Linked DNA regions of Homo sapiens: all the other regions are linked to region 2. The links are chromatin contacts, found by Hi-C or POLR2A ChIA-PET in ENCODE. All regions are on one chromosome and are shown on one strand. The core of a region is the stretch at or near the end of the contact, and the rest is flanking DNA. Distances in the headings are between cores, read along the strand shown. Region 1 holds the start of ABCB9 (ATP binding cassette subfamily B member 9). Region 2 holds the start of ATP6V0A2 (ATPase H+ transporting V0 subunit a2). Region 3 overlaps NCOR2 (nuclear receptor corepressor 2). Region 4 holds the start of HCAR1 (hydroxycarboxylic acid receptor 1). Region 5 holds the start of DENR (density regulated re-initiation and release factor). Region 6 holds the start of NCOR2 (nuclear receptor corepressor 2). Region 7 holds the start of CCDC62 (coiled-coil domain containing 62).

The links. A loop is a pair of places that touch in the nucleus more often than their neighbours do. ChIA-PET counts read pairs that join two places held with the same protein, here RNA polymerase II (POLR2A). Pooled maps may share reads with other maps.
Region 1: a loop to region 2 is called in a pooled map, with 10 times the contacts of the local background. The contact joins the promoter of ABCB9 here to the promoter of ATP6V0A2 in region 2. A Hi-C loop is called at or near these places in 1 of 168 maps with a recorded cell type or tissue (CD8-positive, alpha-beta T cell), 3 of 37 single-sample maps with no recorded cell type and 9 of 50 pooled maps. POLR2A ChIA-PET finds 5 or more read pairs at or near these places in 2 of 52 experiments (CD4-positive, alpha-beta T cell and RWPE1).
Region 3: a pooled map shows a loop between it and region 2 (9-fold over the local background). The contact joins the enhancer-like site here to the promoter of ATP6V0A2 in region 2. A Hi-C loop is called at or near these places in 1 of 168 maps with a recorded cell type or tissue (CD8-positive, alpha-beta T cell), 1 of 37 single-sample maps with no recorded cell type and 6 of 50 pooled maps. POLR2A ChIA-PET finds 5 or more read pairs at or near these places in 1 of 52 experiments (GM12878).
Region 4: a loop to region 2 is called in a pooled map, with 18 times the contacts of the local background. The contact joins the promoter of HCAR1 here to the promoter of ATP6V0A2 in region 2. A Hi-C loop is called at or near these places in 4 of 50 pooled maps.
Region 5: a map of naive thymus-derived CD4-positive, alpha-beta T cell shows a loop between it and region 2 (7-fold over the local background). The contact joins the promoter of DENR here to the promoter of ATP6V0A2 in region 2. A Hi-C loop is called at or near these places in 1 of 168 maps with a recorded cell type or tissue (naive thymus-derived CD4-positive, alpha-beta T cell) and 5 of 50 pooled maps. POLR2A ChIA-PET finds 5 or more read pairs at or near these places in 2 of 52 experiments (PC-3 and activated naive CD4-positive, alpha-beta T cell).
Region 6: a loop to region 2 is called in a map of CD8-positive, alpha-beta T cell, with 7 times the contacts of the local background. The contact joins the promoter of NCOR2 here to the promoter of ATP6V0A2 in region 2. A Hi-C loop is called at or near these places in 2 of 168 maps with a recorded cell type or tissue (CD8-positive, alpha-beta T cell and naive thymus-derived CD4-positive, alpha-beta T cell), 1 of 37 single-sample maps with no recorded cell type and 8 of 50 pooled maps.
Region 7: a pooled map shows a loop between it and region 2 (2.6-fold over the local background). The contact joins the promoter of CCDC62 here to the promoter of ATP6V0A2 in region 2. A Hi-C loop is called at or near these places in 2 of 50 pooled maps. POLR2A ChIA-PET finds 5 or more read pairs at or near these places in 3 of 52 experiments (H1, PC-3 and activated naive CD4-positive, alpha-beta T cell).

Annotation. Positions count from the first base shown.
Region 1 is chr12:122,964,832-122,968,297 of GRCh38, reverse strand. ABCB9 (ATP binding cassette subfamily B member 9) reads left to right here and starts at 1,835. Exons shown (of 12, transcript NM_019625.4): 1 at 1,835-2,011. RefSeq lists a silencer at 1,527-1,816 and enhancers at 1,581-2,386, 2,387-3,194.
Region 2 is chr12:123,711,039-123,714,552 of GRCh38, reverse strand. It overlaps ATP6V0A2 (ATPase H+ transporting V0 subunit a2), which reads right to left and starts at 2,200. Exons shown (of 20, transcript NM_012463.4): 1 at 1,871-2,200. The coding sequence starts at 1,987. It overlaps LOC105370042 (a long non-coding RNA gene), which reads left to right. Exons shown (of 3, transcript XR_945477.4): 3 at 1-1,787. RefSeq lists a silencer at 1,826-2,375.
Region 3 is chr12:124,451,719-124,455,023 of GRCh38, reverse strand. All of the region lies in intron 8 of NCOR2 (nuclear receptor corepressor 2), which reads left to right. Among named protein-coding and RNA genes, the nearest start is that of NCOR2, 110 kb to the left of the region's middle. RefSeq lists enhancers at 1,765-1,824, 1,224-2,062. Within about 2 kb of position 1,468, at least 35 of the 41 ENCODE cell types and tissues checked have a DNase peak (open chromatin) inside an H3K27ac peak, as active enhancers do; they include CD8-positive, alpha-beta T cell and GM12878, where a contact is called at or near this core.
Region 4 is chr12:122,729,582-122,732,749 of GRCh38, reverse strand. It overlaps HCAR1 (hydroxycarboxylic acid receptor 1), which reads left to right and starts at 1,906. Exons shown (of 1, transcript NM_032554.4): 1 at 1,906-3,168. The coding sequence starts at 2,411. RefSeq lists an enhancer at 2,477-3,144.
Region 5 is chr12:122,750,844-122,754,086 of GRCh38, reverse strand. It overlaps DENR (density regulated re-initiation and release factor), which reads right to left and starts at 1,263. Exons shown (of 8, transcript NM_003677.5): 1 at 1,137-1,263; 2 at 280-394. The coding sequence starts at 385. RefSeq lists enhancers at 755-814, 1,906-2,767 and a silencer at 955-1,004.
Region 6 is chr12:124,566,149-124,569,437 of GRCh38, reverse strand. NCOR2 (nuclear receptor corepressor 2) reads left to right here and starts at 1,826. Exons shown (of 49, transcript NM_006312.6): 1 at 1,826-2,130. RefSeq lists enhancers at 1-373, 374-1,234, 1,401-1,450 and silencers at 1,571-1,820, 1,931-2,290, 2,311-2,420, 2,561-2,780, 2,981-3,080.
Region 7 is chr12:122,772,520-122,775,931 of GRCh38, reverse strand. It overlaps CCDC62 (coiled-coil domain containing 62), which reads right to left and starts at 1,360. Exons shown (of 13, transcript NM_201435.5): 1 at 1,226-1,360. The coding sequence starts at 1,261. RefSeq lists silencers at 496-790, 1,313-1,522 and enhancers at 993-1,132, 520-1,213.

The DNA.
Region 1 (3,466 bases), core at 586-3,085, 750 kb after region 2:
TCTTTAAGGTCACACAGCATAAATGACAGAGCCCAGCTCTGAGTGACTCCTGCTTTTTGGACAGTCCATCCAAGATATCGTCTTCAAGTACAATTAGATATTTGCCTTTGTTTTTGCACCAATAGTAACATGGTTCAACTTTATTCTCTCCTTGGTTTTTACTCAATACATTTAGGAGGTCATTCCATACCTTTATATAACTCTATGTCTTCTATTTTTTTTTTTCTGGCTACAGAGTATTCTGTTGAACAGGTGTTCTCTAATTATTTGGCCAGTTCCCTATGGAAGGGTATTTAGGTTATTTCCAGACTTTTGCTACTGTAGTAACTACCTTTAAGCTAGTACCTTAGCTCCCTTGCACAAGTCTATCTGTAGAGGAAATTCCTTCTGGGTTAAAAAAAAACATAGTGTTGTAAGTTCTGAACAAATTCCCCTCTAAAGAAGCTGTCCCACCAAGTAGCAGAGGACATTTCCAATTCAGAGAGTGCTCCAAAAAGCCTCTGTTCAGGGCTGGGCACACATGGCTCACGACTCTAATCCCAGCAGTTTGGAAGGCCAAGGAGGGCAGATCACTTGAGGTCAGGAGTTTGAGACCAGCCTGGCCAACATGGCTAAACCCCATCTCTACTAAAAATACAAAAATTAGCCAGGCGTGGTAGCGGACACCTGTAATCCCATCTACCTGGGAAGCTGAGGCAGGAGAATCACTTGAAGCTGGGAAGCAGAGGCTGCAGTGAGCTGAGAACTCGCCACTGCACTCCATCCTGGAGTCTCTGTCTCAGGAAAAAACAAAGCCTCTGATCAGAGGATCCAGGGATGTGGGCAGTTCTAGCCCCACCTGCTGCCCCTCTGGGCCGTAAGTCCACTCCCCCACCCACTTCCCACGGTTCAGGCCACATGGACCCTTTTCTGGTCCTCAAGTGGCCAAGTTGGTTCCCACCTCAGAGCCTTTGAACTTGCAGGCCTTAGCGTAGGATGTTCCTCCCTCCCCGTGGCTCACGCCTTCTCACCTTTCACTTACACAATTTTATTTATTTTACTGCATCCAGTACCTGAATGGCCTTATGCACTTACTTGCTGATGTTCTGTCCCCTTCACGCCATGAAGGCTGGGAGTTTTCTGTCTTTTCACACACAGCTGTGTTCCCAGCACCTGGCAGTCACTGAGGACATATCGCTGCCTCCCCTCTCCAATGCCCCGAATCCCTGATCTTGCACCAATTTTCTCCGTAAAATGTATTCCCTTCCAATATATCTCATTTGCTTATATGTGTTGTCTGACACCCTCACTAGAATGTCAGCTCCAGAAGGGCAAGGATCTTGTTTTGTTAATTGTTTAATTTCAAATGCTTAAAAGGGCATATGGCACGCCGTAGGCACTGGATAAATATCTGTTGGGTGAACGAATGAAAGAATAAGTGAATGAATGAGGACCATAACCCACCCTCCTGGACTGGCTGGCTGTCCCTCCAGGGAAAAAGGCCAGTTAAAAAGCTGGCCTCCTTCAGGTGAAACCATTTCCGTCCCCTCAGGATGGGCCCGTGGCTCCAGGTGGAGGCCAGCACGCAGTGTGGAGGGCCTGGTTGGCCAGATGTGGGAGGAGTTTGCCACAGGTGAGCAGGTGGCCAGCTGTGGCCCCGCCCCCAGGAGGCCCGTCCCCACCCGGAGGCTTCGCCAGCCCCCTCCTCGGGGGCCCCGCCCCGTCCAGGAAAGCCCGCCCACTCCTCCTGAGGCCCCGCCCCTCCCGGGAGGCTCCGCCGGTCCCTGCCCCAGGATCCCCGCCCCCTCCGTCACTGAGGCCCCGCCCCGTCCATCAGCCTGTCTCAACGCACGCCAGTCTCAGCTCCGACCTTGCAGCGGCGCAGCGCGGGTGGGAGGCGGGGAGGAGCAGCGGGAAGAGCGGAGCGAGGACCGCGTCCGGCGCAGTCTTCAATGAGCAGCGCGGAAACTGCACCCCAGACCCGAGCCTGCTGCGCGCCCCCTCCCAGAGCTCACCTGGTGCCAGGTAACAGGTAAGGGCAAGGCACCCTAGACCCCTGGTTTTGGGACCTTTCCAGGCCAGGGTGCCAGGCCAGGCACGCGTTGGGGGGCGTCTGGGCACCCCTGCCTCGGTGGGAATAGGCATCTCGGTTGAAGGTGGGAGCCTCCCTGGAGCCCTCCCGGAGCCCGCAGCCGCAGCTCCCAGCCCCCATCCCTGCAGCATCCTTTCCGCGCCCGTAGGGCGAATGTTGCCATTTTTTTTAACCCCCAAGGCGCCGCTGCCTCTTGGAAAATGTGGGAGGTGTTGGAGGATCCTGGGATGGCTGTCGTTCCCCCAGGACGGGGCTGGCGCGCCTTCTGAGGGCTCCCACTGTCCATGTCAGGGCTTCCCAGGGATCCTGAGCACCAGGGCTTTGGCAGAAGCCTGGGGGATCTGGCCTGTTCCTGCTGACCTGGGCAAAGCCCTTTTCTCAGTCTCCTCAGCAGGCCAGTGGGCTGCCGCTGCTCCCCGCCATCCACGCTGGCAGTGAGGCCTGTAGGTTCCCAGGGGAGCCTCTTTTATTTCTGGGCCTCTGGAAAAAAAAAAAAAGCCTCCTCCCCCGGCCTGACATTAACTGAGACAGCTTTAAGCTGGGCTGACAGGATCCCCGCCTCTGCCCATTCCCCTTTTCCGGATAGTGCAGGGCCGGGTGACAAGAGGAGGCTTGGAGGGAGGGCACCTCGCGCCTCTCTGCCTCTCCTAGAGCTGAGAGCACCTGAGACAGCTTCTCAAGTCCCAGAGTGAGGCTGGGCCCCACGTGGGCTGCCAGAGGCTCAGCAGGGATGAAATCAGGATGGACCCACGCAGACCCAGCCCGCTCCTGCCCCAGAGCCAGGGACCCCCACAGTCAGGCCCTCCCACCCAGCAGGCCTCTGTCAGTCAGTGCTTTGCTGCGCAGCGAATGGAATGGGCTTATCTGGGTCTGGGCCCACACCGGGGTAAAAAGCTCACCATGTCAGGGGTGAACCGAGGCCACTGGGCCACCCAAGTTCTTTGGCCCCTTTTCTTGCAATCCCTGAATAGCCTGGACAGGGGACCCCCGAGTCTCCATCCTGGAGACCCTGGATGCGGGTCTCCATCCTGCCTTCGTCCTTTTTCTGCGTGTCACTTAACCTCTTCTGTCTCCCCAGCTGTAAAACGAAGCTGATGACCACAGGGTCCTCCCAGGGAAGTGGGGAGGCCTGGCTGCTTTGGGAGGTGCCAGGCACATAGTAGGGCCCGGTGAAGGGTCTCTGTTGCAGTGTCATAATAACTTTTATCTATTGTCTCCTGGCCTTCTCTGCAAAGGGTCTCTGTTGCAGCGTCATAATAACTGCTATCTATCGTCTTCTGGCCTTCTCTGCAGCTGATGCCTAGAGATACCCCAACCAATGTCTCCTACCCTGGGAAGAAAAGCCTTTGACAAGACCCCTGGTGGGGACAAGGCCACTTGCTTATCCTGTGCCAT
Region 2 (3,514 bases), core at 951-3,450:
ACTGTAACAAAAGTGCGAACTTTCCCTTCAGGGAGTCCTCCCCATCAGCTGAATGACCTTTCTTTTCCAGGTACTTCCCACTAGCTGTCACCACGGAAGTCACCACCTGCCCCCCTTTCCCTTGCAAGGGTTACTAACAGTGATCCCATCTGGTCACCACAAAGTCAGTAGGAAACTCAGGCTGAAGACACACTGAAAACCTAGCACCACACAAGAGCTCATCGCAGCAACCTTAGTTTTACTTCCTTCTGGAAAAAGATGAACAGCACTTTCTTCTCCTTTCACTGACATTCAGTTGAAAAGGATCCCAGGTACACTCTATGACTGGAGGTAGTGGCGCTTATTGAAACTGGAACCTTCATAGTGATTAGTACGTTTGCTCAAACCTGTAAGACTGAAGTGTGATAAGTGTCTTGGCTTGAGTACTAACCGGAAGGAAAACATCTACCTGTTACAAATGTAGGAGCCTGCTGCACCTGCAGCTGTTGCCTGAATGTTTTGGGTGCTATTCACAGCTCAGCGCAGCATCCATCAGGTGAATGGGTACAACTGCAGAAGTGGCTCCAGGAACCAGGAACCGCCCTGCATCTTACCTGCACCCTCGCCTGTCACTCAGGAGTCTCTCCATGACTTTGCAACTGCCTTATGGGGCTGATCTGGTATTAGATATCTGATATCAATGGATATCAGATCTCGGGTAGGGCTGATCCCTTTTGAAATTAAGGACACCTTAGGAAGATTAAGGGAAACAGTCAGGAGATGAAAGTGGTGGCCAGGAAATAAAATGTTCGCCTGAGTGGATTTCAATTCAGTCAGTAAGTACTTGCTTCACGGTCTCCCTTCCACACCCTGTTCTTTGCCTTCTTAGCACTTATCACAGCTCATAATCAGAGTGTGTTTAATCTGTCTCCTCCCACACTGGAAGCTCCAGGAACACAGGGACTGTGTCTGCCTTGCTCACCACCGAGTCTCCAGCACCAAAAACAGTGCCTGAACATAGCGGGCAGTCAAGAAAAGCTTGTCTGTTCATTCAACAAATGCCTATCGATGCCAATGACTGCCAAGGACTGCGTTAAGGTACTTACTCTCAGAGGTTGACAGTCCTTGGTGGAGACAAACAATAAACAAGTAAATGGACAAACAAATGTTTATTATTACTTGTTGGGGAGACAGCTTCCACTCGACAAACAATGACTGAGTTCTTAAGTCCTTACACACAATGGTATGTACAGCATTAAGCATCAGTGACCAAAACACAAAAATCCCTCTCCTCAAGCAGATGACATCCAGCTCCTTCCCATTTCTGGCTCTGTCTGGGCTCCTCCTGTTCCCTCCAACAAGGACCCTCTCCCCAGATCTTCCCCACGGCTGGCTCCTTTCTATTTGGGTCTCAGCTGAAATATCACCTTCTCCGGGAGGCTTCCTCGACAATCCCTTCACACTCACCTCCCGCCCGAATCACCTTCACATCACCCCGTTTCTTCTTTATGGCAAACCTTTTCTGGTTGACCTATTTATTTGGTTAATGCGCCCCCCTAACCCCCGTAAAGTTCCAAAAGGACTCCAAGAGGCCTTTGTGGGATTTGTTCTCCCGCTGAGCTCGGTGCCCGGAGCTGATGAAGACCACACGGGCGATCCTAACTAACTGGGGCAGAGCAGCCGCCGACCACACAGACGGCCGGCGACCCTGGAGTCAGCCCCGCGCTCCGGGAAGCTTTGGCCGCTGAGCTGGGGTGTCATCTTCCCCGTCTGGACAATGGGGACGGGGCGCGCCCTTCCTCGGTGCTCCCCGCGGGAGGGCCCCAGCGATGCGCGGGATTGGGGGCGCCAGGAGAGCAGGTGCGGCCCGCGTCTCCCGGGCGACACTCACGTCTCGGAACTGGACCAGGCCTTTCTCGCCCAGGGCGCTGAGGCACTCGTAGGCCGTGCCCGACTGCAGGAAGAGCTGCGCCAGGCACATGGTCTCGCTCCGGAACAGGGACCCCATGGCGGGCCGACCCGCGCCCGGAGGGGCTCGATGGGCGGCGGCGGCTCCGAGCCGCGCGGGCCCGCACACTCAGCCGGTGCGGCCCGGGCCTCGAGCTCTTCCTGTGGCCTGGCCGCGGCCCCGCACTATGGGGCTCCAGACTGCAGCGGCCGCCCCCGGTTCTGCCACCGCGGCCGCCGCTCCAGCTGCCGCCACAGCAGTCCGCGAGGTCCCGCCCCCAAGCCACTGCCGGTTCCGGTTCCGCCCCCGCGTCCCGCCCCCCCCGCCGGCCGACCAATGGACGCCCGAGGTTGTCGCCGCACGACGTGGCGGCAGGGCCAACCAGCGCGAACCCGGCGGGTACGACCACTGCAGCTGGCGCTCCGCCGGACTGGACGCAGAGCTAAATCCCGCGCGGCTCCCCGGCTTTCCTGGAGGAGTCTCGCCGAGTGTGCACGCCGCGAAGCTCACCCGTTCCTAGTGCACGACCCTGTGCTGCTGCGTGTGTGTGTGTGTGTGTGTGTGAGAGAGAGAGAGAGAGAAACGGAATCTCACGCAGTCCCACAGGCTGGAGTGCAGTAGCGCGATCTCGGCTCACTGCAACCTCCGTCTCCCAGGTTCAAGCGATTCTCCAGCCTCAGACTCCCCAGTTGCTGTGACTACAGACGCGCGCCACCCGCGTCCAGCTAATTTTTTTGTATTTTTAATAGAGACGGGGTTTCACCATGTTGGCCAGGCTGGTCTCAAAACTCCAGAGCTCAGGTGATCCGCCTGCCTCGGCCTCCGCAGTGCTGGGATTACAGGCGTGAACCACTGCGCCCGGCCCTGCTGCTGGTTTTTTATGGATAGGGTTTCCCTCTGTGGCCCAGGGAGGAGTGCAGTAGCACGAGCTCGGCTCGCTGCAACCTTGACCTCCTGAGCTCAAGCGATCCTCCCACCTCAGCCTCTGGAGGAGCTGGGATTACAGACGCGCGCCATCACACCCGGCTAATTTGTTTTTAAAATGTTTATAGAGAAGGGGTTTCATCATGTTGGCCAGGCTGGTCTCGAACTCCTGAACTCAAGCAATCCTCCCGCCTTGGCCTCCCAAAGCGCTAGGATTACAGGCGTGATCCGCCGCCCGGAGGGATCCTAGGCTTCTTCGTGAAGTTGGAGTGTGCAGCCAGCATCCCAATCCAGTTTTCAAACATTTCCCACCGACCTCGCAAGACTCCTCCTGCTCAGTTGCAGTCTCCCCTTCCCGCCCGGCCTGGCCACCACAGGACAATTTTGTCTCGCTAAATTTGCCACCTCCAGGCTTGTCCTGTCGATGGAATCACACAGCACCCAGTGTGTGTTCCCCACACTGACCGGGAAGCAGTGGCCCCCCGCCCCAGGCCGCAACCTCACCGCTGTCCCAGTCGAGTCTCTGCTTACATATCCCCTTCCTTGAGACTGTCCCTGGAGTCACATCCTTGTTCTATTTCCTTCACTGCACCTGCCACCATCTGAAATTATCTTGTCTGTGTGTTAGTGCCAGTCTTCCCTGCTAGAATGGAAGCTCCACCA
Region 3 (3,305 bases), core at 219-2,718, 740 kb before region 2:
ATGTTTTCGAGGTTCATCCGTGTCGAGCGTGGGTCGGTCCTTCGTTCCTTTTTGTGGCTGAATCATATTTCACTGTAGGGGTAGGTCACGTGTTGTTTACCCACTCATCAGTCGGTGGACGTGAGATTGTTTGCATATTTGGGGTATTGTGAATAAAGTTGCTGTGAACATTAGTGTGCCGTTTCCATGTGAACGTACGTCTTCATTTCTCCTGGGTGTGTACCTAGGCGTGGAATTGCTAGATCCTCTGTTAACCCTGTTTAGCCCCTTGAGGAACTGCCCAACTGTTTTCCAAAGTGGCCGAAAAGTGGCCGTACCATTTTACATCTCCACCAGTAAGCTGCCTCTTGCCTCGGTTTCTCCTTTTCTGCCAAATAGGGATGGCAGGGTTGGATGAAGTTCCCAAGCATTTCCAGATTTCCGGGTCCTCCCGCTCCCGTTTCCTGATTGGTCCCCGGGGGCCTCCTGGGGGAAAGGGCCTGTGTCTTAGGGCCCGAGGAACACAGGCGAGGAAGCCCCTGTCCGTGGGAGTCTGTGGGCAGATGGGGGTGGGCAGCTGCTGGTGTCAGAAGCTTTGGAACCAGGGACCCCACAGTGAGTCTTCTCTGGTTCTTTGGAGACAAGGGGACGGGGTTGTCTTCCACTTGGGGATCTCAGAGCAGAGGCTTCCACAAGGCTGATGGCACAGGAGGCTAAGATCTAGTGTTTGGACTCTTGAAGGCCCCTGGCTTGGTGCCAGTCAGTGGGGACAGGGAGGACGCCTCACAGAGCTGTTGCCGTCCCATTTTCTGGATGAGGCTCAGTGAGAGGAGTGCCTTGTGCCGGGCCACACAGCAAGAGATGAGGCGTGGAGGTGTGCTGAGCCCCTGGGAGAGCGGCCGGCCAGTTCTGCACAGATCTGCCAGGCCCGAGTGGCCACAGGCATCCTCCAAGCAGAGGCAGCTGCATGGTGCACCCTCTGCAGGGTCCTGTCTACCAACTGGGTGCCAGAAGCCCGGGCCAGGGACGGCCTGAGGTGCTGTGGGTCACAGAGTCCAGTTCCCAGGGTGTCTTCCATCAGAAGCTGCAGTTCCAACGCCCCTCCCCTCGGCAGGGACGGATCCCTGTGGCCTTCCTGGAGGAATTTGCATTGGAAAGGATGAAAATAGCACCAGAGGTGCTAACCAGGGGTCGGGGGCACTGAGATGGTGGGGCACGGCCCCTCCAGCCCAGCTGTGGGGACTGGACCAGGCTGGGAGCGGGCGCAGTGGTGGAGGGCGTGCCCAGCAGCCCCGACCTCTCTGCCGCTTTGAGTCATTGCTTCCTTCCTGTTCCAAGGCGTTATTTTAAGAAGCTGGTGTCACCAGCGGGTTGAGGGCTGGGGCTGTCACTTCATTTATTGCCAGCTCAGGCCGCCTGGGACTCTGGCTCTTCCTGGTGGCCCTGCTGGCTGGCTCAAAGCCCGAGGGGGGCCGCCTCCTCCCTGGCCCCTGCTGGCTTTCTTAGTCACCACCATGCCTCATCTCTGCCTGCGCCCTGCGTCTGGCACCTGCTCCCCTTTGCCCTCTTTCTGCCCTCTGAGTGGCTGTGCCTCTGATTTTAGAGGAGACGGAGGCTGAGCAAGAGAGAGCTGGACCTTGGGGCCTCCTGGGTGCCGCCCCTACCACCCCAGGCTCCACACGCATCTAGGCCTCGATTCCCTCACTGGCGTGAGTCCCCCCAGGGGTCATTTCTCCCGGGAGGATAAGGCCTGGGGGTGAGGGACAGGGGCCAGCCATGCCCCCCAGCCTGTGTGGCTGTGGAGGTGCCTCATGGCCCCATGTGGGGACCCCGGCTAGCCTGGGCTGGGAGCCGCCAGGCCTTTGTGCAGCCCTCTCTGCAGAGGATGAGGGGGATGTTGGGGAGTCCCCTCGGGCCCTGCGTCCCCTCAGCAATGCACCTGCCAGGACATGTCACTGTCCCTCCCTCCCCCCACTCCCTTCTGGGCTTTCCAAGATGGCTGTCCTCAGCCTGTTGCCATGGCGGTGCACGGCATTCCAGGCAGCTCTGGGCCCAGAGCCTCCCCTGGGCTCCTGGGGTTCAGGGGCCTCGGGGAGTGGCTGGTGAGTGCCTCCCAGGGGGGCAGTTCCTGTTTAGAGGCCGCAGCACCCCACAGTATCCTCAGTCCTTCGGGGCCTTCGCCTTGTGGGCCCCTCACCGATGGCCGCCTTGAGAAGCAGGGGCTGTGTCCCTATCTACAGGGCAGGGGAGGAGGCCACCAAGTGGAAGTGGCCTTCCTCCCCTGTGGCTTTGGTGGGTTGGAGGCTGACCGGGCTCTTGCTGCCCCCGGGAGCCGGTCCTGCATTTCTGCACCCGCCCTGTGCCGCAGAAGCACTGTCCCCTCTGCCCACCTCGCCCTCCCAGGGCTGCGTGCTGTGGGCTTCCAGCCCCTTTCTGGCCCCCTTCGGCTGTTTGCTATCTTTAAAACCAAAACAAGACAAACACCAAATTTCACCAAGTCTGAAATTTTCTGGGCTATCCAAAATTTCCGTGAAGTAGGTCCTCTTTGACCTACACCCATATTCCAGATGAGGAAACCGAGGCTGGAGTGTTGAGGGCACTTGTCCAAGCTCACAGCTAGTGAGGGAGGAGGCACCATTTAAATTGGGGCCTATCTGTTTCCAAAACCCGAACCTTTAAGTGATGTCCGCTTGCACCTGGCCTGCATTTGATTGGCATGTGGGGAACATAAAGGAGCCAGTGTGGTTGCCCGGGTTACAGCATGGGCATCTTCACAGGGCCCCTTGCCATTCCTGAGACGAGGATTCGCACCCTCTGCAGGGATGCTGCACTGCACCCCTTCCCTCCACTGGGAAGTTCTGCAGTGAGTCTGACCGTGGGCTCTCTTGTTCCTCTGCCCACTTCTCCCTCTTGTTCAAACTTCCAGGGTCAGGGTGGGGAAACTGCCCTCTGTTCAGGGCTGAGAACCTTGGGAGGGGAGCCTGACCCGGCACGGGGAGAAATGGCCCATGGCAGCTGCAGGATGACATCTCTGTCCCCAGGAGAGTAGCTGAGCAGGAGCCTGGAATTGCCCGAGCCCAGTGGTGAATTCTCTAGGAGGGGATCTGGGGCTACAGGGGGAAAGGCGACATTGTCACCAGCCGAGACTGTCTGTGAGGCTCTGTAGAGCTGCAGAGGCCCTTCCCTGGGGATGGGTGGGCGGGGGTCTGGGTGGCCCACTCTGCCGGCGTCATCAGGAGGTGTGTTCAGCTCTATCCCCAGGGAAGAGACTTGTGTGTCCCTTCTGTCGCTGCAGCCCTGCCCTGAGGCTGCAGGACTCCACGTCT
Region 4 (3,168 bases), core at 657-3,156, 980 kb after region 2:
CTGTCTACAGGGGCTCATTCTCTGTCTCTACTCCATCTACTCTAAGCTCCAGCTGATTGTTTCCATGTGGGAGTGTCGGTCCAGTGTGGCCAGATCTTCCAGTGTTCTAAGAGACAACAGAAATCCAGGTTTTTATAGGACTGCACCAGGTTTTAAAAACATATCGGCCAAGCCAGGCTGGTTTTTAAACCAGATATGGTCCACAGGCCATCATTCTAGCCCCTTGGCAGATTGAAGGGAGCTAGTGAAGATTTTTAAGTGAAAAAAGGTATATGATAATATCTGTGCTTCAGAAAAATCAGATTATTGTGTAGAAGATGACTTACAGGAAATAGATGAGAGGAAGGGAAACCAGTTAGGAAACTGTTTCAACAGTTCAGGTGGGAAGTGACTGCGGTCTGTGCTAGGGCGAGGCAGGGGAGAATGTGGGTGGACAGATTTGGAGTCCAGCATCCAGTGGGAAGAATTTAGCTTCAGTGTGCATCTAGAAGACAGACACATTCTTTCAATGCACCCCCTCTTTTCCGCCCCATTTTTTTTTTTTGAGACAGAGTTTCTTTCTGTCACCCAGGCTGGAGTTCATTGGCACGATCTCGGCTCACTGCAACCTCCACCTCCCGGGTTCAAGTGATTCTCCTGCCTCAGCCTCCTGAGTAACTGGGATTACAGACACATGCCACAACACCTGACTGATTTTTGTATATTTTTAGTAGAGATGGGGTTTCACCATGTTGGCAAGGCTGGTCTTGTACTCCTGACCTCAAGTCATCCACCTGCCTCGGCCTCCCAAAGTGCTGGGATTATAGATGTGAGCCACCGCGACTGGCCTCCACCCCATTTTCTTCTTTCTTTCTTTTTTCTTTTTCTTTTTCTTGTTGTTTTGTTTGTTTGTTTGTTTGTTTGTTTTAGACGGAGTCTGGTTCTGTCACCCAGACTGGAGTGCAGTGGCGCAATCTTGGCTCCCTGCAAGCTCTGCCTCCCGGGTTCACGCCATTCTCCTGCCTCAGCCTCCCGAGTAGCTGGGACTACAGGCGCCCGCCACCACGCCTGGCTCATTTTTTTGTATTTTTAGTAGAGACGGGGTTTTACCGTGTTAGCCAGGATGGTCTCCATCTCCTGACCTGGTGATCCGCCCGCCTGGGCCTACCAAAGTGCTTGGATTACAAGCGTGAGCCACCGCGCCCGGCCTCCACCCCATTTTCTAAACTGGAAGCTGAAAGGCACAGGGCAGATTAATAATCCTTAAAGCCAAAGGACAGGAAATTTTAGCAAAGACTCCAATTTTTTGTGCAGTCTAATGTTACTCATGATTGCTTTAGAGATGGACTCCTTAATCAACTCCTCCAATCCTCTTCCGCCCCCAGGGGGCAGTTTTAATTGATGGGCTCAGCACATAATTGAAATTAAAAACGTACATCTCATGGTGTTTGGCTCATTCAACAGCCAATGGAAACTCAGGGCCAAATCTTTGTAAAAGTTCTAGGCTCTGCTTCCCAGCAGAGGGGGAAACCGGCTCCCAAAGAGGCCGTTTTGTGGAGACAGACATATGAGAAGTGGGCTTCAGATCTATTTCATGGTCTTGGTGGTTGTGCAACTGGCCACTTTGGTTCACGGAAGGATGTAAAGGGCAGGGAGGTGGGAATAGAGCGGGGGAAAGGTGACTCCCGTCAAAGAATTTTTCTAACATCCATCAAGTATCGTGATTAGAACTTTTCTCTCCGCAGACTCCTCCAATTTTTGAGCGCGGTATTTTTCGGCACAGGAAATGGCCCGGAGGAGCTGCAGAGCAAAGCCTCCCCTCTCTGGCACCGCATGGGAGTGCCCCGTGGGATGAGGGAGAGGACAAGGCAGTCAGGCAAAGGTTACGGGAGGAAAGCAAAGGCAGGAGCCCAGAACCACTCCAGGAAATGTTTGGATTTCTCCACCAGGAGGGAGGACAAACAAGCTTTCTTCTTGCCTTCTGGGCAGCTTTGTGTGCTCTCCAGCACGGAGTCCGAGGAGGAACAGCGAAGCTGAAAATGAAAATTACTCTGGCGCTGGACCCAATCGCTCCTCTACGGCATCAATCTCATCGGACCCCCCCACCCTACCGCCTCTCAGAAATGACCACTTTTGCAAAATTGCATGCATTTCCAAGCTTCATCCGGCTCCAGGCTTGGCCTCTCCCAGAGGCAGGCGGCTTGTGAGACGGGCTCCAGAGAAAGGACCTCCCTGGGTCTCTCATTTCCTGGCTGAAGTTTCTCTTCTCGCTGCTGTGGCAGCATCCAACCCACACACACAGGACCCGCATCCTGGGTGATGAAGTCAGACACGCAGCAGCTGGGTGAGTGCTAACGCTCAGATAAGCATCTGTGCCATTGTGGGGACTCCCTGGGCTGCTCTGCACCCGGACACTTGCTCTGTCCCCGCCATGTACAACGGGTCGTGCTGCCGCATCGAGGGGGACACCATCTCCCAGGTGATGCCGCCGCTGCTCATTGTGGCCTTTGTGCTGGGCGCACTAGGCAATGGGGTCGCCCTGTGTGGTTTCTGCTTCCACATGAAGACCTGGAAGCCCAGCACTGTTTACCTTTTCAATTTGGCCGTGGCTGATTTCCTCCTTATGATCTGCCTGCCTTTTCGGACAGACTATTACCTCAGACGTAGACACTGGGCTTTTGGGGACATTCCCTGCCGAGTGGGGCTCTTCACGTTGGCCATGAACAGGGCCGGGAGCATCGTGTTCCTTACGGTGGTGGCTGCGGACAGGTATTTCAAAGTGGTCCACCCCCACCACGCGGTGAACACTATCTCCACCCGGGTGGCGGCTGGCATCGTCTGCACCCTGTGGGCCCTGGTCATCCTGGGAACAGTGTATCTTTTGCTGGAGAACCATCTCTGCGTGCAAGAGACGGCCGTCTCCTGTGAGAGCTTCATCATGGAGTCGGCCAATGGCTGGCATGACATCATGTTCCAGCTGGAGTTCTTTATGCCCCTCGGCATCATCTTATTTTGCTCCTTCAAGATTGTTTGGAGCCTGAGGCGGAGGCAGCAGCTGGCCAGACAGGCTCGGATGAAGAAGGCGACCCGGTTCATCATGGTGGTGGCAATTGTGTTCATCACATGCTACCTGCCCAGCGTGTCTGCTAGACTCTATTTCCTCTGGACGGTGCCCTCGAGTGCCTGCGA
Region 5 (3,243 bases), core at 14-2,513, 960 kb after region 2:
GACTAGCATACACCTTGAGGACCTTCAGGCTGAAATAACCTAGTTGCACATCCTGTTACAAATGGACTGTAAGCTTCTTCAGGCAGAGTAGCCAGACACAAATCACCCAGGTGGGGAAACTCTGTTAATTCATGCCTCCTCCTCCCCAGGACTCCTCTCCCCCAGTACAAACTCACCAAATGAAAAGGATGGGGAAGAAAGCTTACCAAATGTCAAACTGTTATTACAATGCATAAAAGTATAGTGAGTAAAAGTCATTCTGTGGCTACCAACACTTGCCTCCACAATAAAGGACTCGAAGTGGGTAATCGGCATCTAACTTGGCACTGTTCCTTGGGTCTCCTTTGCAGTCAGCCCCGCTGGATTCAGAAATGTCAGCAGCCATTTCACAAACCTGTAAGCAAGGAAAATAACACACCCTCACTATTTTAGAATCAAGACCCCAGAAGAGCAGTGTTCCTCTCAACAGAAACCTCCCCACCCCAAAGCTGTTTCAAGTCTGTTGTTGAGTGGGGGATACAAGCTGCATTCGATTCATAAAATATGAGCAATCCCAGGCACAACATCTCCTTGCTCCACAGGTCTACAGGGAAGCAAGCAGCAAATGGACCATGAAGGATGGGGCAGAGGGACTCACTAGAGAAAAACAGGAAGCAATGGGGAAGGAAAGATGGGGTGAGTACCCACGGCAGACACGGAGCAAAAAGGTCTGAGGGTGATCTGGGAGGGATGCAAACTGCAGTGAGAGAAGGGCTACAAAGGCGCCGAATGGAGAGAGGCTGGAAGTGCCTAGGAACAAGGGGTGGGTCATCGGAGAAGCCCGGGGTGCAGGGTGTGGGGGCAACTAAACGCCATGAGAGGGGCCTGGGGAGTCTAAAAAGGGCATGGGAGGGGGCGGGGTAACCAGAGCGTAAGAAGGATGAGGAGAGAAAACGAGCGCAGAATGTAAGAGCACTGAGGGGACAAGGGCGACCAGGTCTGAGGCGAAGGAGCAACCCCGGGGACGCCAGAAGGGGCCCTTGTGGGCGGGGGTGTGGAGAGGCCCGGCCCGGCCCCCTTCCGCCAGGCAGCATCTCAGCTTCCCCCACACTCTCTACGAGCTTCTCGGGAGCGGGAGAAGCACTTGGGGTCGTTACCCAGGCGGTCGCACAGGCCCCGCCGGCTCCGCTCCCGCCGCTATCGCCAGCTGAACCAACACATGCAACTCGTCTCCCCGGCCAGGGCCGCCCGAGCGCCCGACCGCCAGCAGCGCTCCCGCGAGACAATGAGCCTTTATCGCGAGATTCCGGCCGCCGCTGGGCGGATGTCGCGAGAAGCCGGAAGACGGGGGCGGAGAAAAATTGCGGAGCGTGCGCCTTGCCCTCCGGTGGGGGGCGTGGCCAAGAGGCCGAGAGGCGGGCCGCCGGCAGGCGGTGCTCGTCACCCGTTGGAGAGGATGAATCCTCGAGATGGGCGTGCCGAAGGGAACGTGACTTGCAGACGCAGAGAGCGCACCTGAGTCACAAATGACTCCCTATTAATGAGTCCGAGGATCATCGCCTCGGTGTCTGCGGTGCATCCTGGAGTCCTGACTAACCTCCAGCTACTGCATAAATCACTCCCGTGCGGGGAGATTGCAGCCGGATAGAGCGTTTGGTCGCATTTTAACACCATGCACTGAATTAAAGGAAGGTGTTCTCCCTCCCTCCCTCCCTCCCTTCCTTCTTTCCTTCCTCTCTTCTTTTCTCTCTCTCTTCGCCGGATGGAGCGTTTGGTTGCGTTTTAACACCATACACTAAATTAAAGGAATTCTTTTTTCTTTCTTTTCTGTTCTTTCTTTTCTTTCTTCTTTCTCTTCTTTCTGTCTCTTTCTTCCCCTTCCCTCCCTCCCTCCCTTCCTTCCTTCTTTCCTTCCTTCCTCCCTCCCTTCCTTCCTTCCTCCCTCCCTTCCTTCATCCTTTTCTTTATGTTTTGACAGGGTCTCACTCTGTCACCTAGGCTGGATGGAGTGCAGTTGCACAAACACGGTTCACTGCAGCCTCGACCTCCCAAGTAGTTGGGAATACAGGCGCGCGTTACCACACCCAGCTAATTTTTAATTTGTTTATAGAGGTGGGGGAATCTCCCTATGCTGTCCAGGCTGGTCTCGAACTCCCGGACTCAAGGGATCCTCCCGCCTCCGCCTCCCAAAGTGCTGGGATTACAGGCGTGAGCCACCGCGCCCGGCCTACAATTTTTTTTAATGAAAAAAAGAAAAATGTAAGAGTATGGGAATATATGGGGAAAAGAAAGATCAGATTGTTACTGTGTCTGTGTAGAAAGAAGTAGACATAAGAGACTCCATTTTGTTCTGTGCTAAGAAAAATTCTTCTGCCTTGAGATGCTGTTAATCTGTAACCCTACCACCAACCCTGTGCTTCCTGAGACCTGTGCTGTGTCAACTGAGGGTTAAATGGATTAAGGGCTGTGCAGGATGTGCTTTGTTAAACAAATGCTTGAAGGCAGCATGCGCCTTAAGAATCATCACCACTCCCTAATCTCAAGTACCCAGAGACACAATACACTGCAGAAGGCCGCAGGGACCTCTTCCTAGGAAAGCCAGGTATTGTCCAAGGTTTCTCCTCATGTGATAGTCTGAAATATGGCCTCGTGGGAAGGGAAAGACCTGACCATTCCACAGCCCGACACCTGTAAAGGGTCTGTGCTCAGGAGGATTAGTAAAAGAGGAAGGAACACCTCTGTGCAGTTGAGATAAGAGGAAGGCATCTGTCTCCTGCTCGTCCCTGGGCAATGGAATGTCTCGGTGTAAAGCCCGATTGTATATTCCATCTACTGAGATAGGGGAAAACCGCCTTAGGGCTGGAGGTGGGACATACTGGCAGCAATACTGCTCTTTAAGGCATTGAGATGTTTATGTATATGCACATCAAAAGCACAGCACTTTTTTCTTTACCATGTTTATGATGCAGAGACATTTGTTCACATGTTTTCCTGCTGACCTTCTCTCTACTATTATACCCTATTATCCTGGCACATCCCCCTGTCCGGGAAATGCCTGCTAATGATCAATAAATACTAAGGGAACTTAGAGGCCGGTGCGGGCACGGGTCCTCCGTATGCTGAACGCCGGTCCCCTGGGCCCATTTTTCTTTCTCTACAATTTGTCTCTGTGTCTCTTTCTTTTCCAAGCCTCTCGTTCCACCTGACGAGAAATGCCCACAGGCGTGGAGGGGCAACCCACCCCTTCAGGAATAGATCTTGGTT
Region 6 (3,289 bases), core at 577-3,076, 860 kb before region 2:
CGCTCCTAAGCCTGCAGGGAGCCCTCGAGGGCAGAAGCTGGGAGACCCCTGAAGACACCCCAAATGTCCCTCCTCCAGCTTCAAATAGAGCTGAATCTCATGGAAATGCAAATTCCCAGAGGGTTTTCAGGTGACAGAGGAGGGCTGCCAGGCGGCCTGGGGCTGGCAGAGGAGCTCCCCCGCCCCCGCTTCCCTCTCCAAGACCCTTGGTGGGGGAGGTGGGGGATCAGGCCTTCCTTCTGCGGCTCCAGCTTTTTGCCTGTGGATTCGGACCGACTGGCTGGGCAGAACTGGAGCTGGTCGGGCCAAAACAAGGAGGTGGGGGGGGGGCACTGACCTATGACCCCTCCTGTTTCAGTCTGCAAACTGCTCCCCTCCACACCCACTTCCCTTTTGCCAGACATTGTCAGCCCCAGAGGCTCCCGCCAGCCCCCCAAAAGCTCATAATTAAAAGCCCGAGGGGGCAGAGAAGGACCTGGCTGCAGGGGAGCCCGGCAAACCCAGCATCCTGGCGGAGGCGGGAGGCCCGCCGGCCTCTGGAAACCACGCGGCTGCCTCCCCACCGCAGCCATTCCCCGCTCTCCCTGGGGGTTCTCAGATGTTGCCAGATGGCAGAACTGAATCTGCTGAGACGTCACTCCAAAAAAGGAAAGTTGAACTGAAAAAAAAAAAAAAAATTCAAACTCTCCAACATCTTAGGAGAAAGCAGAAGAGGAGGGAGGGAGGGAGGCTCCAGGCCCAGGGCTCCCAGTGCCCTCTGCTGTTCAAAGAGATCTGCCCTGGTTGGAGAGGGCAAACCTGGAGGGGGTGGGAGGAGGGGGTAAATGAGGACACTGGGTTGTCAGGGCGGCCAGGGGGGCCAGGTTCCTGCTGGAGCGGAGAGTGTCTGCCTGTGCGTGGGGGAGCGAGCACATGTGTGCCGTCTGTGACTGCGTGCTTGTGCAGGCCGGGCGTGTGTGGCTCCCAGGGTCACGCTTTGGGATGTGTGTGTCTGTGTGTGTGTGTGGGGGGGGCGGGGGGGACACAGGCTCGTTGCATTGTCTCCGCATTTGTGTCCCTGAATGTCCCCAAGTGGGACTTCACTCAACACATTCGTGAGTCCCTACTGCGATAGGGCAGTGAACAAAATAGAAATCTCTGCCCTCAGGAAACTGGCATTCTAGCGTCTGTGTCCTCCGGGGTGCTGTGAACTCGCGTGGGTGTCCCAGTATTTGTCTGTGTGAGATCTGACATCTCCGGTCCGTGGTGGGTGGTGAGTCTGCAGTGTGTTCGCCCGGGCTGGGTCTCGGGTCTGGGGAGGCCCAGCGTGTTCCTGCCTGGAGAGGGCTCTGCGCTACTGTCTGCTCCCGTCCCCAAGTGCCCCACTGGGCGTGCTCCTAAAAGGCCCTGTGTAGGGCCCTCCCTGCGCGCCCCCTCCCCATCCAGCGGCCACTCCAGAGTTATAATTTAATAGCTGAAACGCGATTCCAGTGAGGTACTGGGGCTGGAGAGGAGGAGGAGGGCCCCCGGGCCCGCAGGAGAAGAGGGAGGGGAAGGCTGGGAGGCGCTTCCCCCCTCCTTCCTCCTCGGGGAGCTGCCAAAAAGAAACTCGGCGTCGCGCCCAAGTGTGTGCGTGCGTGTCTGTGTGTGTGGCGGCGTGCGCGCGCGAGTGGGGACGCGCAGGGCCTGGAGAGAAGGCGCGGGCCCTTTAAGGAGCCAGAGGGGGCCGGGCCGGGGCGCGTCGCTGCGGGCGGGGAGCCGGGAGCAGGGAGGCCGAGCCACCGCCTCCCGGGCTCGCGCCCCGCCCCCTCCTCCCCCTCCCGCCGCCGCCGCCGCCGCCGCCGCCGCCACCGCCGCCGCGGCCGCCGGGGAGCGCGGAGCCGCGGGCAGGCCGGGCCGCACCGGAGCCCCGCGTCCGCCGGCGCCCCGCCCGAGCCCTGCGCCCGCGCCCTGCGCTCCGCGATGCGCGCCAACTTGCGGGCCGGGGACCCAGGGCCGGCGCCCTAGGAGGCGGCGGCGGGAGGATCGCGTCCCGACCCGAGGCCGGGCCTGCTGCGCGCCCCCAGCCCGATCGGCACCGCCACTTGCCTGAGCGCCCCGGCGGCCCGAGCGCGCCCCAAGCCCGGGCGCCACCGCTGCCACCTCCGCGAGGTGAGTTGGGGCCGAGGGTCCCCGCGAAGGGCGGGGGGAGGCGCGGAGCGCGCTTCCGGGGGATCCGGGGAGGATCGGGCGGCGCACGCGGCGGAGTTGGCGGGGCCCCTGCACTCCCGAGTTGGCGCTCTCGGGGGGTGGCCTGCTGGGGAGCAAGGCGCCCCGCCGACACTGCGGCCCGCGTGCTCGGGGGCGCCGGGGAACTTAGGGGAACTCCAGCTCCCTAGCGAGGGGGCGGGAAGGAGGGAAGTGGCGTTGGGGTGGGCGGGGGGCGCGCTGGAAATGCACAGAGCGGCCCCCCACAGTGTGCGCCGGCTCTGGGGACTTGGCCGCCAGGCGTCCCTTGTACCCGGTGTAGCCCCGGACCTGGCGGGGCGACACTGCGCCTTATTTTCCATCGGGCAGCGCGGGTTTGAAAGCCCTTGGAGATGGTACCCCTAGCTCCCTGGCCTGGCTGTTGTGGAGGGGCGCATGAGGGTCTCTCACCAGCCGAGGGGGAGAGCCAGCCTTGTCCCTCCTAGGCGTGGGGCCACGGGGCGCTGGGCGGGGTCCCTCGGGAGAGTCGCCCCTGGTCCCCCTCCCCCGCGGGCCGGTGTTCCTGGTGTCTGGGCCTGCCTCCCGTGGCTGGTGACGCCTCATTGGGCCGCCTCCTAGTCCCTCCCCCGGGCTGTGCGGATACTTGGGATGCCACTACTTTGCGAAGTTGGAATTCAGAGCTGATCCCACTTGGGCACGACTGGGAAGACCCAGACCCTTGTCTAGAGGGCAGCTTCCTCAGAGGCCTGCGGGGAGTGAGGGCACCCGTGGGGTACGCCCTCCCCGCCCCAGACACTTGCAGGAGGAGCAAGCCGAGGGCGGGAGGGCACGGCGGGCGGGAGGGAGAGACAGGCTGTACCTGGGAGCTGCTGTCGCCCGGGCCCAATTAGCGTGGGGCGCCCGGCGTTATTTTTACATTGTAGGTTTATTTTTTTGGAAGCGAGTGTCCTCCCGCCGCCTGTCGCGCGCTCCGGCTCTCCGAGGGTCTGGTGCAGGCAGCGGGGGCGGATCTGTTCTGTCGGCTCAGCCTCCTCCCTTCCTCCCCCTCCTCCTCTCCCCCGTTGGTGAGAACTGGTTTTATTGTGATTATTATTATTTTTCCCTTTTTGCAGATTTGGAGGAA
Region 7 (3,412 bases), core at 111-2,610, 940 kb after region 2:
AAATAAACAAGAATAATGAGGTTGGGCTCAGTGGCTCACGCCTGTAATCCCAGCACTTTGGAAGGCCGAGGTGGGCAGATCACCTGAGGTCGGGAGTTCGAGACCAGCCTGGCCAACATGGCGAAACCCTGTCTCTACTAAAAACACAAAAATTAGCTCGGCATGGTGGTGGGAGCCTGTAGTCCCAGCTATTTGGGAGGCTGAGGCGGGAGGATTGCTTGAACTCGGGAAGCAGAGGCTGCAGTAAGCCGACATTGCGTCACTGTACTCCAGCCCTGGGGACAGAGCCAGACCCTGTCTCAAAAATAAATAAATAAGAATGATGAATAAATTACAGTTGCTAGTCTTAACAAGGAAAATGGAATTTGGAGTCAAGGGATTTCAAGTCCCAAGGCTTGAATTCCAGTGTTGGGTTAGCCCTTCATTCATGCACTCAACAAATAATTTATTGAGCGCCAGTGGCTGGGCCACAGACCTCCAGGCAAGGAGCACATATTCCACTCCAGGAAAACAGGCAGTAAGCCGAGTACACAAAGGCAGGTCGTCTTACACTGATGGACGCGAACCTTGGGCAAGCCCACTTCCAGACTTTTTGGTACAGTGGAGTTGTGAGAGCTCCTTCCTCTACTCGCCAGGTTGTGTAAATTAAGGACACCCTGAGAGGTAAATGGGAAAGCAGCTCCCCAGACGCCAATCGTCCTCCTTAAACAGTAAGCACCGGGTACGCGCTACTCTGTGGCCCGGGCTGAATAACAAGGTGTTATTGGGTTAAGGAAACGGTCGTGACGCCGTTTTCCTCTAGTGTATTGTTTCACTTTTTTTTTTTTTTTTTTTTTTTGAGACGGAGTCTCGCTCTGTCGCCCAGGCTGGAGTGCAGTGGCGCGATCTCGGCTCACTGCAAGCTCTGCCTCCCGGGTTCACGCCATTCTCCTGCCTCAGCCTCCCGAGTAGCTGGGATTACAGGCGCCCGCCGCCACGCCCGGCTAATTTTTTTTTTTTTATTTTTAGTAGAGACGGGGTTTCACTGTGTTAGCCAGGATGGTCTCGATCTCCTGACCTCGTGATCCGCCCGCCTCCGCCTCCCAAAGCGCTGGGATTACAGGCGTGAGCCACCGCGCCCGGCCTGTTTCACATTTTAAGTAGACACCGTTCTTGAGAAGCAATAGATTTCGACCAATGTGCACCGTTCCCGCGGCGCCCCGCCGCGCCCGGAACCGCTGCTTACCTGGCGCCCGGCAAGGAAGGCTGCCGGAGGGTTCATAGGTGTTTCCTCCGCCCCCGGAGAAGCCCGGTGTGGGCGGCGTCACCTCAGAAACGCCATCGGCGCGCCTGCCCCGAGCGGCGGGGGCGAGCCCGGAGCCCCGGGGCCCCGCGCCCTCGGCCGACCCCCGCCCCGTACTCCAACCGCCTGCCTGGTGCCCACGCGGCGTGCGCCCGCCGGGGCTCGGGGCTCCCCGCCAGGGTTTCCGGGCCGCAGCCCCGCTGCGCTGGTGGGCACTGTTCTTCTGCCTCGGAAACTGGGGGCTCCCAAGTGGCTCAGGCTGCGTATGGACGCTTTTTGCCCACGCCCGAGGCTCCGGCGCTGGAAGGCCTGAAAGAACCGGCTGTTCACCACTACCCAGAGAATGAAGAAGTCAATAAAGGCTGCTGCGCCGCCCCCAGCACTCTGGTTTATGACATTTGAGTTGCTCACTTCCCTATCTTCCATCTTCCCCCTAATAACCGTGAGCTCGGCCGTGCTCGCTCCTGTGTAGCTGGCTCCCAGAACAGGACCTGACACTCGAATGCGTGGAGGCAGAGCCCAGCCCTCGGGGATAACAGTTGCGGGCTACCCTAGCACCTTTGATACTTTAAACCAAGAATCACAGATGAAGAGGGGGAAATTTACTCTTGGGAGCTCCTGAAAAGCAATGAGGAGAACCACGGTACTTTGTCATGACAAAATCTACGATATTCTGGGTTGAATCTAAGCTTTTTCACCTGTTCTTCCATAGTCACCTCTTCATCCCCCTTTCACTCTTCCTAAGATGTGGGAACGGGACTAGGAAAAAATAAGGCTTATCACACTTCAGCCCCGGCTGCCCATCCCTGAATGCTTAACCCATCAGACAGCAACACAATTACTAAATACGGTCGGTCTTACAGGGTTTCAACTTTACTTTTTGGTTGAATATGAAATGCCAAAACATGCCCTTGTGTTCAAAAAATACAATCTGAAAATGGAAAAACAAAATTAAGATTTCTTATTTTGAAGCTTTACTGATAGGCTCATGTTTGGGAGACCAAAGCAATGTCTTAGAATTTAAAATCAAGAAAGCTGGGCGCAGTGGCCTGTAACCCCAGCACTTTGGGAGGCCAATGTAGGAGGATCTGTTGCGTTCAGGAGTTTGAGACCAGCCTGAGCAACATGGTGACACCCACCTCTAAAAAACTTTTTTTTTTTTTTTTTTTGAGATGGAGTCTGGCTCTTGTTGCCTGAGCTGGAGTGCAATGGCACAATCTCGGCTCACTGCAAACTCTGCCTCTGGCCTCAAGCAAATCTCCTGCCTCAGCCTCCCGAGTAGCTGGGATTACAGGTGCCCGCCACCACGCCACCTTTGTTGTATTTTTAGTAGAGATGGGTTTCACTACCTTGGCCAGGCTGGTCGCGAACTCCTGACCTCAGTTGACCCACCCACTTCAGCCTCCCAAAGTGCTGGGATTACAGGTGTGAGCTACCGCACCTGGCCAAAAAATAAATTTTTTTTTAAACTGGGCGTGGTGGTGCACTCCTGTGGTCTCAGCTACTCACGAGGCTGACTTGAGCTGGGAGATGGCGGCTCCAATGAGCTGTGATCATGCCACTGCATTCCAGTCCGATCGAGAGTGAGACCTTGACTCAAAAAAACAAAAATCAGGCCAGACGTGGTGGCTCACGCCTGTAATCCCAGCACTTTGAGAGGCCGAGGAGGATGGATCATGAGATTAGAAGTTTGAGACCAGCCTAGCCAATACAACGAAACCCTGTCTCTACTAAAAATCAAACAAACAAACAAACAAACAAAAACTAGCCACGTGTGGTGGTGCGCACCCATAGTCCCAGCTACTCGGAAGGCTGAGGCAGGAGAATCGCTTGAATGCAGGAGATGGAGGTTACAGTGAGCCAAGACTGCGCCACCTCACTCCAGCCTAGGCAATAGAGGGACACTCCGTATCAAAAAAAAAAAAAAACAAAAAAACACCAACCACCACTACCACCAAAACCCAAAACCAAATAGCCAATAAATACAAAAAGGTGGTCTACTTCCCTGATCATTACAGAAATGCAAAAAAATAAAAATAAATAAATAAATCAACAAAGCAAATTCTGGGTGGGTATTTGCTAAAAACAGTCTAGCAGTAGATGACTGCAGTAAGTTGGTGGTGATGAGAT